2 separate regions of the Homo sapiens genome follow, and region 2 is linked to region 1. A link is an interaction called in ENCODE POLR2A ChIA-PET data of the cell type or tissue named here. Cell type or tissue: PC-9. All regions are shown on one strand. Links, peaks and the distances in the headings refer to the core of each region. The heading gives the core; the rest is flanking DNA.

Region 1 (4,400 bases), core at 89-4,088:
CACCTGAGGTTAGGAGTTTGAGACCAGCCTGGCCAACATGGTGAAACCCCTTCTCTACTAAAAATACAGAAAATTAGCCAGGCATGGTGGTGCGCACCTGTAATTCAGCTACTCGGGAGGCTGAGGCAGGAGAACCTCTTGAACCCAGGAGGTGGAGGTTGCAGTGAGTTGAGATTGCGCCACGGCACTCCAGCCTCGGCAACAAGAGCAAAACTCTGTCTCAAAAAAATAAATAAATAAATAAATAATAAAAAATCATAAACTTTTTGAGTTATCAATGGTTCAATTTCATTTTATTGACAAAGAAACTTAGTTCCAGAGAGGTTAAGTGATGTACCTGAGGGTAACAGGTAAGCTTTGACAGGTAAGCTACAACCAGATCCTAATTCTCCTGAAGCCAGTCCAGTGTTCTCTATATCATGAAATAAAGCATTTGATCTTTAGTGCTTGATGGCTTAAACTTTTAGATCTCCTTGATGTCACGTGCTCAGTTTTTCATGTTTACTATTGCCCCTTGAATTGTTTCCTGGGACATATTCTTTGGCTTCTCACCAGTCAGATCAGCTCATTCATTCTTAAGTGCTAGCAGCTAGCACAAAAGCGCTGAGCCTCTGAAACAAAGATTTTGCAAGTTTTTTTTAAAGTCATAACATATTTGAAGGGGATTCAATATAAACTAATAGGTATGTGAACACCTATTACATGTCAGACACTGTTGTAAAAGCATTGCATGTATTTTTCATTAAATTCTCGTAACAATCCTAAGAGGTAGGTTATTGCTGTTATTCTCATTTTCCGGATGAGGCAATGGAGATGGAGGGGCTGAGGAGCCCGCTTGTCACGTAGTTGTTAGTGGAACTAGAGAGCTGTCAGCCTGGCTGGAGAGTTCACACTTTTAACCAGAATGCTGCACTCACTCCCTTTGTAAGAGCAGCTGAATGACCTGTTAGTTAAGTTTTAGTAGTTCTTGTTTTGTGCTTCTAAGTTACTTTGTTTGGTACACAAATAAAAAGTATTATATTTTGGCTGGGCGCAGTGGCTCATGACTATAATCCCAGCACTTTGGTAGGCCAAGGTGGGCGAATCACCTGAGGTCAGGAGTTCTAGACCAGCCTGACCAACATGGAGAAACCCCGTTTCTACTAAAAATACAAAATTAGCTGGACGTGGTGGCACATGCCTGTAATCCCAGCTATTCGGAAGGCTGAGGCAGGAGAATCACTTGGACCCGGGAAGCGGAGGTTGCAGTGAGCCGAGATCATGCCATTGCACTCCAGCCTGGGCAACAAGAGTGAAACGCCATCTCAAAAAAAAAGTATTATATTTTTAAATTTTATCTGGAGTCTCAGCAAGCTCTTCAGCGTTTTAGCTAAGAATTATTTTCCCTTAAACAATGCAATTTTATATAGTTTGTTACAATTTTAAGTACGATATTTATTTTATCATTCCCAATTTTTAAATGAAATTAATAGGAAAACAGGGTATGATATTTAGAAGTTTGATTTACAAATAACTTTTTAGGAAAAAAATATATTCTATAATAACTAAGTTTATATTCTTTTCAGGAGACTTAAATAAATACCACCAAGGAGCAATTTTCAGTAGTAGTCTCACCAGGACTTTCCTCTTCGGATGATCATCTTGGTGAAGCTTTGGTACTTCCTTATGGAAACTTAGTACTAATATATGTAAGAATTGAGAATGTTGGCCACTGTATTTTAAATTAGAATCACATGGAATTTATAGATTAATTTAGAAGGATGTGTCATTTTATAATACATGCAATATTGAGTCTTCCAGGCTTGGTCTGTTATTTCTTGTAGTATACAGTAGTCCTCTGTTATCTGCAGTTTCAGTAACCTGCAGTACACCATGGTCTAAAAGTGTTAAATGGAAAATTTGAGAAATAAACAATAAGTTTTAAATTACACACCATTCTGAGCAGTGTGGTGAAATCTGGTACTTTCCTATTCCATCCCAGCTGGGGTGTGACTCATCCCTTCCCTTCGTCCAGCGTATCCACACCATATATGCTGCCCACCTGTTAGTCACTTAATAGCCGTCACAGTTATCAGATTGACAGATCACAAGAAGAAGGGTGAGTACGGTACAGTATGCTATTTTGAGAGAGAGAGAGAGACCACATTCACATAACTTTTATTATAGTATATTGCTATAATTGTTCTATTTTATTACTAGTTTATGTTGCTAATCTCTTACTGTGACTAATTTATAAATTACACTTTATCAGAGATAGGTATGTGTAGGGAAAAAAAACAGACTACATATAGGGTTGGGTGCTAGGTAGTTTCAGGCATCCCTTGGAGGTCTTGGAACATATTCCCTGCAGATAAGGTGGACTACTGTAGATTTTATTTTGTTGTTTAGGAAAGTTTGTTCTCAGTTCTTTTTTCTCCCACAAAATGTTACACCTTTTCTTCCAGAAGAACTTTAGAATTACTTCGTCAAGTTTTAGAAAATAAGAACTACAACAACAAAAAGTTTTTGGTTCTTTAGTGAGGTTTTAAATTTGTTTAACCGCAGATTTTAAGTTTCTGGTAAGGGAAAATATCATTATCCTTCGTCTACATTAGTGATAATTAAAATATTTACATATAAAATGGAATAAATGTACTAAATTCTTGCTTCACTGTGTTCTTTGTCATAGTTCCTTATGTTTAACTGCACAGTGCTTCGCATGTAGTAGGCACTTAGTAAACACTGGTGGAATTTCGATTTGTGGGAGAATACGCTGTTTGAAACTGGATATTGGCCAGGTGCGGTGGCTCATGCCTGTAATCCCAGCACTTTGGGAGGCCGAGGCAGGTGGATCACTTGAGGTCAGGAGTTCAAGACCAGCCTGGCCAACATGGTGAAACCCCATCTCTACTGAAAATACAAAAATTAGCTGGGTGTGGTGGCGCATGCCTATAGTCCCAGCTACTTGGGAGGCAGAGGCAGGAGAATGGCTTGAACCCGGGATGCAGAGGTTACGGTGAGCAGAGATCGCACCGTTGCACTCCAGCCTGGGTGACAGGGCGAAACTCCATCTCAAAGAAAAAAAAAAAAAAAAAAAGAAACTGGATATTATCAGATGAAGAATCAATCTTAAACCACTCACTCTATGTCAACTTACTAAATTGAGAAAGCCTAAAAGGCTCCCTCCTGAAATGTAAACTGGAAATTAGTATTTAACCCAGCTTCCATAAGACACCAGATTTCTTAAGAAATCAGAGTCCTTTTTGGAAAAAGAGGAGCTTGGCAGGAGGCATGCATGGATTAGTTCAAGGTTTTTCCTTACTCCACCCATGAAGAGCAGCACCTCATGGGGACTTGGCTGCTGCTATGGGACTGACAGACAAGCAAGCTTTGGAGTCACAGGTACAAGTTGCTTGCTACGAAAAATGGAATTTTGTAGGAAGTACAGTGTTGGATCTCAGAATTGTGGTTTTAACATGGTGTTGACACAGGGCAAGGCAGGGAGAATTTAAAAGAGACAAATGACAACATCTAAATTAATGTCTGCAGAGTCCAGCATTAAGGTTTATTAATCCACTAAAATCTAGGCCCTCCCCAATTCAGGGGCAGAAGAGTGAGAAGGAAGCGTACCACATGGCAGCAGAGGGAAAGGGGCTAGAAGCTAAGGGATAGAGCCTGGGTTCCTCTGGTTTTAGTACATAGTATCCTTGCTCACTGGTAAACATAACCCAATAAATAATGAGATTATTTAAATTTCTTCTCTTAGAGTAGGAGGCCCAAAAGGAGTGGAGACAAGAGAGGTAGAAGCATAGACAGAAGTACTGCCGTCTCTTAGGAAGAGAGAGGGAAATGTGAGGAGGGGTCGGTGAGTGTTCTCCCCTCCAGTATCCATCTCCAAAATTCATAGCCTCCCATTATGATATTCACTACAAGGTAATTTTCTTATAAATGAACATAGGCAAGTAAAAATTATGGAAGCTGATTAAAACCTTATTGTTTCAAAGTCTGTAGTTATCAGCTAGAATATCTGTAGGGAAGTAAAAAGATTGAAGTTGCTTTTTAAATTTGAACTAAAATATACGTATTTCTAATTTTCAGAAAAGGTTCTTACAATAAAAGAAGAAAAATGAAACAGAAACTTGAAGGAAATACTATAATTTTATATTTTACAGTCATTTTTAGAATTGTTTATGTATCCAAACTCACCCAAGAATACATAAGGGAAAGAAGCTACTTTTATTCTCCAGGGTCATGAGCCTGAATTAGAGATACAGGGCTTGGATCCACTTGGGTATTTCATAAATGTGAATTTACAGGTTATTAAGTGTATTTCATTTATCTTATTTATACATTCTGGAACGAGTGAATATTTGTGTCTTTTAAAAAACTGTTTTCACACCAAGTGATCCTAATATGGAGTT
Region 2 (4,400 bases), core at 136-4,135, 62 kb before region 1:
AACTTTTTTGAATTCCCACTGTATCTTTTATCTGACTTTTTTCAAGAAATAATATATTTATTGCATTTGAAGTATATCACGTCTAATGAACTTTTTAGACATTTGATTCTAATATAATTTGGTAGGGATTTTCTTGGAGGAAAATTAAATGTTGAGAAGCTATAAAAGTGGTGATTACTATTTCAGAATAGACAAATTGAGAGAAAGAGAGAATCTATTTGGAAATTTTATTAAACTGTGATTTTGTGGATGGGGGTTCTTTACCATTTAGGATTTACATGTGTGATGCTATTAACTTGTGGGAAAAGTAACAAAATTTAATTTGCATCTCAGGTTTTGTACTGTGTGAAACAAAGAGCTTAAGAAATTTCACTTTAAGCCAAATGTTTCATCAATGCAGCCCAGTATTTTGCCTCTAATTTAATATTTGAATGCTTTTTTAAATAGAAGATTAGGGGAATAAACTAGCTAATCAAATTATTATGGAACATGTAAGTATGGCCAGTATTTTGGCCAGTAGTACTTCTAGATAGTAAGTTTTCTCACACTGAAGGTTGGAGAATCATGGAGCAATACGAAGGGCTTATCATAAATCACGGGGACTGAAACTGCAAAGCTATGATAAGCTATTTAGTGGTAATGAGGGGAAATTGTCAGTTATACATAGAAGTTAATTCACCTCAGCTGTTTTCTGAATTCTTTCTGTTCTGCTAGATTTTACATAGACTGGCACTTTGACATTGTTGGTGCCCATGTCTTTTTAGATGTGAACTGTGTGTGTGTCTGTGTGTGTATTTTGTTACAGAGGTAATGTACATTTGAAAAAGCTAATGTGAAAGTTAAAGTCCCAAGAATAAAGACTAAAAGTAACTGTCTCAAATTAGTAATTTTTAAATGCTTTTGAAAATATCTGTGGTTTTATGTTGAGATCACTGGTTTTGAATACCATTAAATGTTCAAATAGATGATTTATGAGGTCCCTTTGTAACTCAGATAGTATGTCATTCTAAGCCATAACCTGTTGAGAATAGTGTTTTAAACAAAACTACCTCTTCATATTGCAAAGGTTGCCCCCTCATTCATATAAGGCAAAAAGCTAGCAGTTAATCATTTCCTTTATCGTTTTTATGTCTTTTCACACTAATATCTTGTATTTTTTTCAAATCTAGACCCTCTGTCTTTCAAATAACTTAGTTGCCTTTTTAGAATTACAAAATATGTTTGTACTAGCAAGAAAATGACTACTTTGACTTAAGTCTTTAAAGCAGCTAATGTTGGGTATGTGGTGTTTCTTTAGAATTTTAAGGAAGTATATTTGTATAATAGACATTAGAGAGATTAGTTTGCTTAAGACCTAACTTGAGAACTGAAGGTTACAAATGTGTCTGTGTCTTATCACTATAGAAATAGTCTTGCCTTCCTTTTCTTCAGAGTGCCTGCTGCGTTACCAGTAAGGTCTCTTTTCCTTTTTGGTGTCCAGAATTTATGGTGCCCTAAAGAAAGAACATAGTTAGGTGGCCGACCTCATGTCCCTTCCCTTTTTGTGCATTGGTTTCCCTGACTCTATCTGTATATTCCTTTTTTTTTTTTTTTGAGACGGAGTCTCACTCTGTCGCCCAGGCTGGAGTGCAGTGGCGCGATCTCGGCTCACTGCAAGCTTCGCCTCCCGGGTTCACGCCATTCTCCTGCCTCAGCCTCCCAAGTAGCTGGGACTACAGGTGCCCGCCACCACGCCCGGCTAATTTTGTTTTTGTATTTTTAGTAGAGACAGGGTTTCACCATGTTAGCCAGGATGGTCTCGATCTCCTGACCTCATCATCTACCCGCCTTGGCCTCCCAAAGTGCTGGGATGACAGGCGTGAGCCACCACGGCCAGCCCCAGTATATTTCTTTTATCATGCTGAACCAAGAACTTTAAAAGTTTACTACCATTCATAAATTAGCACAATTGAATATTAGTTATAAATGCCTTAAAAGTCTTTAGTTCTTTGTATTTCTCTTTAAATTATCAGAAACCTATATCGTTCTAACCAATTATCATAATTTTCCACCCCCTATAATTTTGTGGAAACAAGATGTATAATGAAAAGATGAAATACTCTCGAATCAGACAAGCCTAATTTCAAATCTGTTTCACCAATTATTAGTCACTAGGAGCAAGTTGATTAATTTCTGTGTCTCAACTTTCTCATTTATGAAATAGTATAGACACACTCCATTAGGTTGTTGAATTTAAATAAGATAATGTATGTATAGTTCCCAGTTCAATGTAGCATCTAGTAGATACATAGATACACAGTAAGTGTTAATATTGTCTCTTGGCTGGGTGTGGTGGCTCATGCCTGTAATCCCAGCACTTTGGGAGGCCGAGGTGGGTGGATCACCTGAGGTCAGAAGTTTGAGATCAGCCTGGTCAACATGGTGAAACCCTGTCTCTACTAAAAATACAAAAATTAGCCAGGTGTTGTGGCACATGCCTATAATCCCAGCTACTTGGGAGGCTGAGGCAGGAGAATTACTTGAACCCAGGAAGTGGAGGTTGCAATGAGTCGAGATTGCACCGCTGCACTCCAGCCTGGGCAACAGAGTGAGACCTTGTCTCAAAAACAAAAAAAAAATTATCTCTCACTTTCCCCTAAGAACTGATTGAGTGATATTTATACATAATGTTTGTTTGTAAAATGAGAGTTGAAGGTAATAAATTCAATAATTTGGGGTTTTTTTTGTTGATAGTAACCAGTTTTCCTTTCTTATGTATAGCATATCCTGCTCCTCTAACAAGCATCAGAGGCCGAAAACCTCTTTTTGGAGAAATAGGACACACTATTATGAACTTACTTGTTGTGAGTAATTGAACTATTTTATTAGGTATTTTTATACTGTTACTTTAAAACTGTATTTAGCAAAGTTTATACATTTATATTTTCCTACTTTAATTTGCCATATTTGGTATAATGACCATTCATTTACAATAAATCCTAATTATTTTAACATTAGTGCTCAGTTTTTGACGAATTGCTTTTTAGAACGTACTATCTCCTCATGTACGTGTACCTGATTCTAAGTGCCTTTTGATTCATTCTCCTGCAGTTCTTGGATATTTAGGTAATGTAAGAACTCTATACAGACCTCTTAAAGTTGTTGAAACTTTTGTAAATGTATTAGTAAAGTCAGTCAGTCTTGTGATTTTGAGCAAATTATGGCCTTAGTTTTCTCATTTATAATAGGAAGTGTTGGATTAGATGATATCTAAAGTTCCCTTCCACCTATACTTTTTGTAATTTTGTGTTTCCCTGTTACCATAGAAAAATGTTTCAGTGGACTCACTTTTATTTATCCATGCCTAGTTTGAAGACCTTTTCTATTTTGGAAGTTCTGTAACTAGAAAGTTACCCTAAATACTACAAAGTTTTTCCTGAGAATGATATTCTTTATTACTGCTGTGGAGAAGGATTTCTTAAAGAAGGATTTAATGGATAGAAAAATACTCATGGTTAGTAGTTTATGGTAATGCAATTATTCTATGTAGGACCTTCGAAATTACCAGTATACCTTGCATAATATAGATCAACTGTTGATTCATATGGAAATGGGAAAAAGCTGCATAAAAATACCACGGAAAAAGTACAGTGATGTAAGTATAATTGTTTTATTCAAATGACAATTATTGAACATTAGAGTTCCCTTAGAATTGTGTCACATTAAATTTTTTGTTTTGAATTAGACTATCTAATGTATTATGGCAACAAACATTGTTTTTGAAATGATAGAATTTGTTTACTGTAAATAATCTGTTTGATCATATTTCTTTTTTTTCGTACTGTTTTATTGAGGTGATTACTGTTCAACTGAAGTGCTTTTATTTTAAAACATTTGTTTCCATCACATTCCCAGGGAGCTGTCCAGACCGAAGCTTGATAATTATGAAGCTGGCCAGAAACGTGGCTCTTAGAATAGGCATATAATATTAAAAGTGTTTCTAAATAAATGTTGTTGTTTTTGTTTTTTTCCAGGTAATGAAAGTACTAAATTCTTCCAATGAGCATGTCATTAGCATTGGAGCAAGTTTCAGTACAGAAGCAGATTCTCATCTAGTCTGTATACAGAATGATGGAATTTATGAAACACAGGCCAACAGTGCCACTGGCCATCCTAGAAAAGGTGAGCATCTTGGTTCCTAGTGCTAATTTACAAAACCACCTCAATTAATAGAATTCCTTTCAAAGGGGAAATATATGTATATTTACTTATTTGCTGAATTGTTGGTGATAAAACAATATGTTTTGAAATTTCAGCTACACAACAGATTTTAAAATTGCTTCTAATTTTTGTTTTTCTCTTGGGCTACTTTAGGCTTACAGACTTGGAAGACTGTTTTCCTTTTGACATCTTTAGGTTTA

What was found. ChIA-PET counts read pairs that join two places held together with the same protein. Peaks named below come from ENCODE experiments on the same cell type or tissue, not always from the same donor. Only the 100,000 strongest peaks of a DNase experiment are listed, where the experiment ranks them.
Region 2: POLR2A ChIA-PET joins it to region 1 with 9 read pairs; 3 of 35 experiments call an interaction of 5 or more read pairs at or near these places.

The regions. Positions count from the first base shown.
Region 1 is chr5:80,515,019-80,519,418 of GRCh38, forward strand. The region is part of intron 3 of FAM151B (family with sequence similarity 151 member B); the gene reads left to right. Among named protein-coding and RNA genes, the nearest start is that of FAM151B, 29 kb to the left of the region's middle. In PC-9, for the core only: no CTCF peak of the experiment used is centred there; a DNase peak (open chromatin) is centred at 2,023; H3K27ac peaks cover 689 bases.
Region 2 is chr5:80,452,932-80,457,331 of GRCh38, forward strand. ZFYVE16 (zinc finger FYVE-type containing 16) reads left to right here. Exons shown (of 19, transcript NM_001284236.3): 12 at 2,761-2,843; 13 at 3,530-3,634; 14 at 4,014-4,161. Among named protein-coding and RNA genes, the nearest start is that of FAM151B-DT, 33 kb to the right of the region's middle. In PC-9, for the core only: no CTCF peak of the experiment used is centred there; no DNase peak of the experiment used is centred there.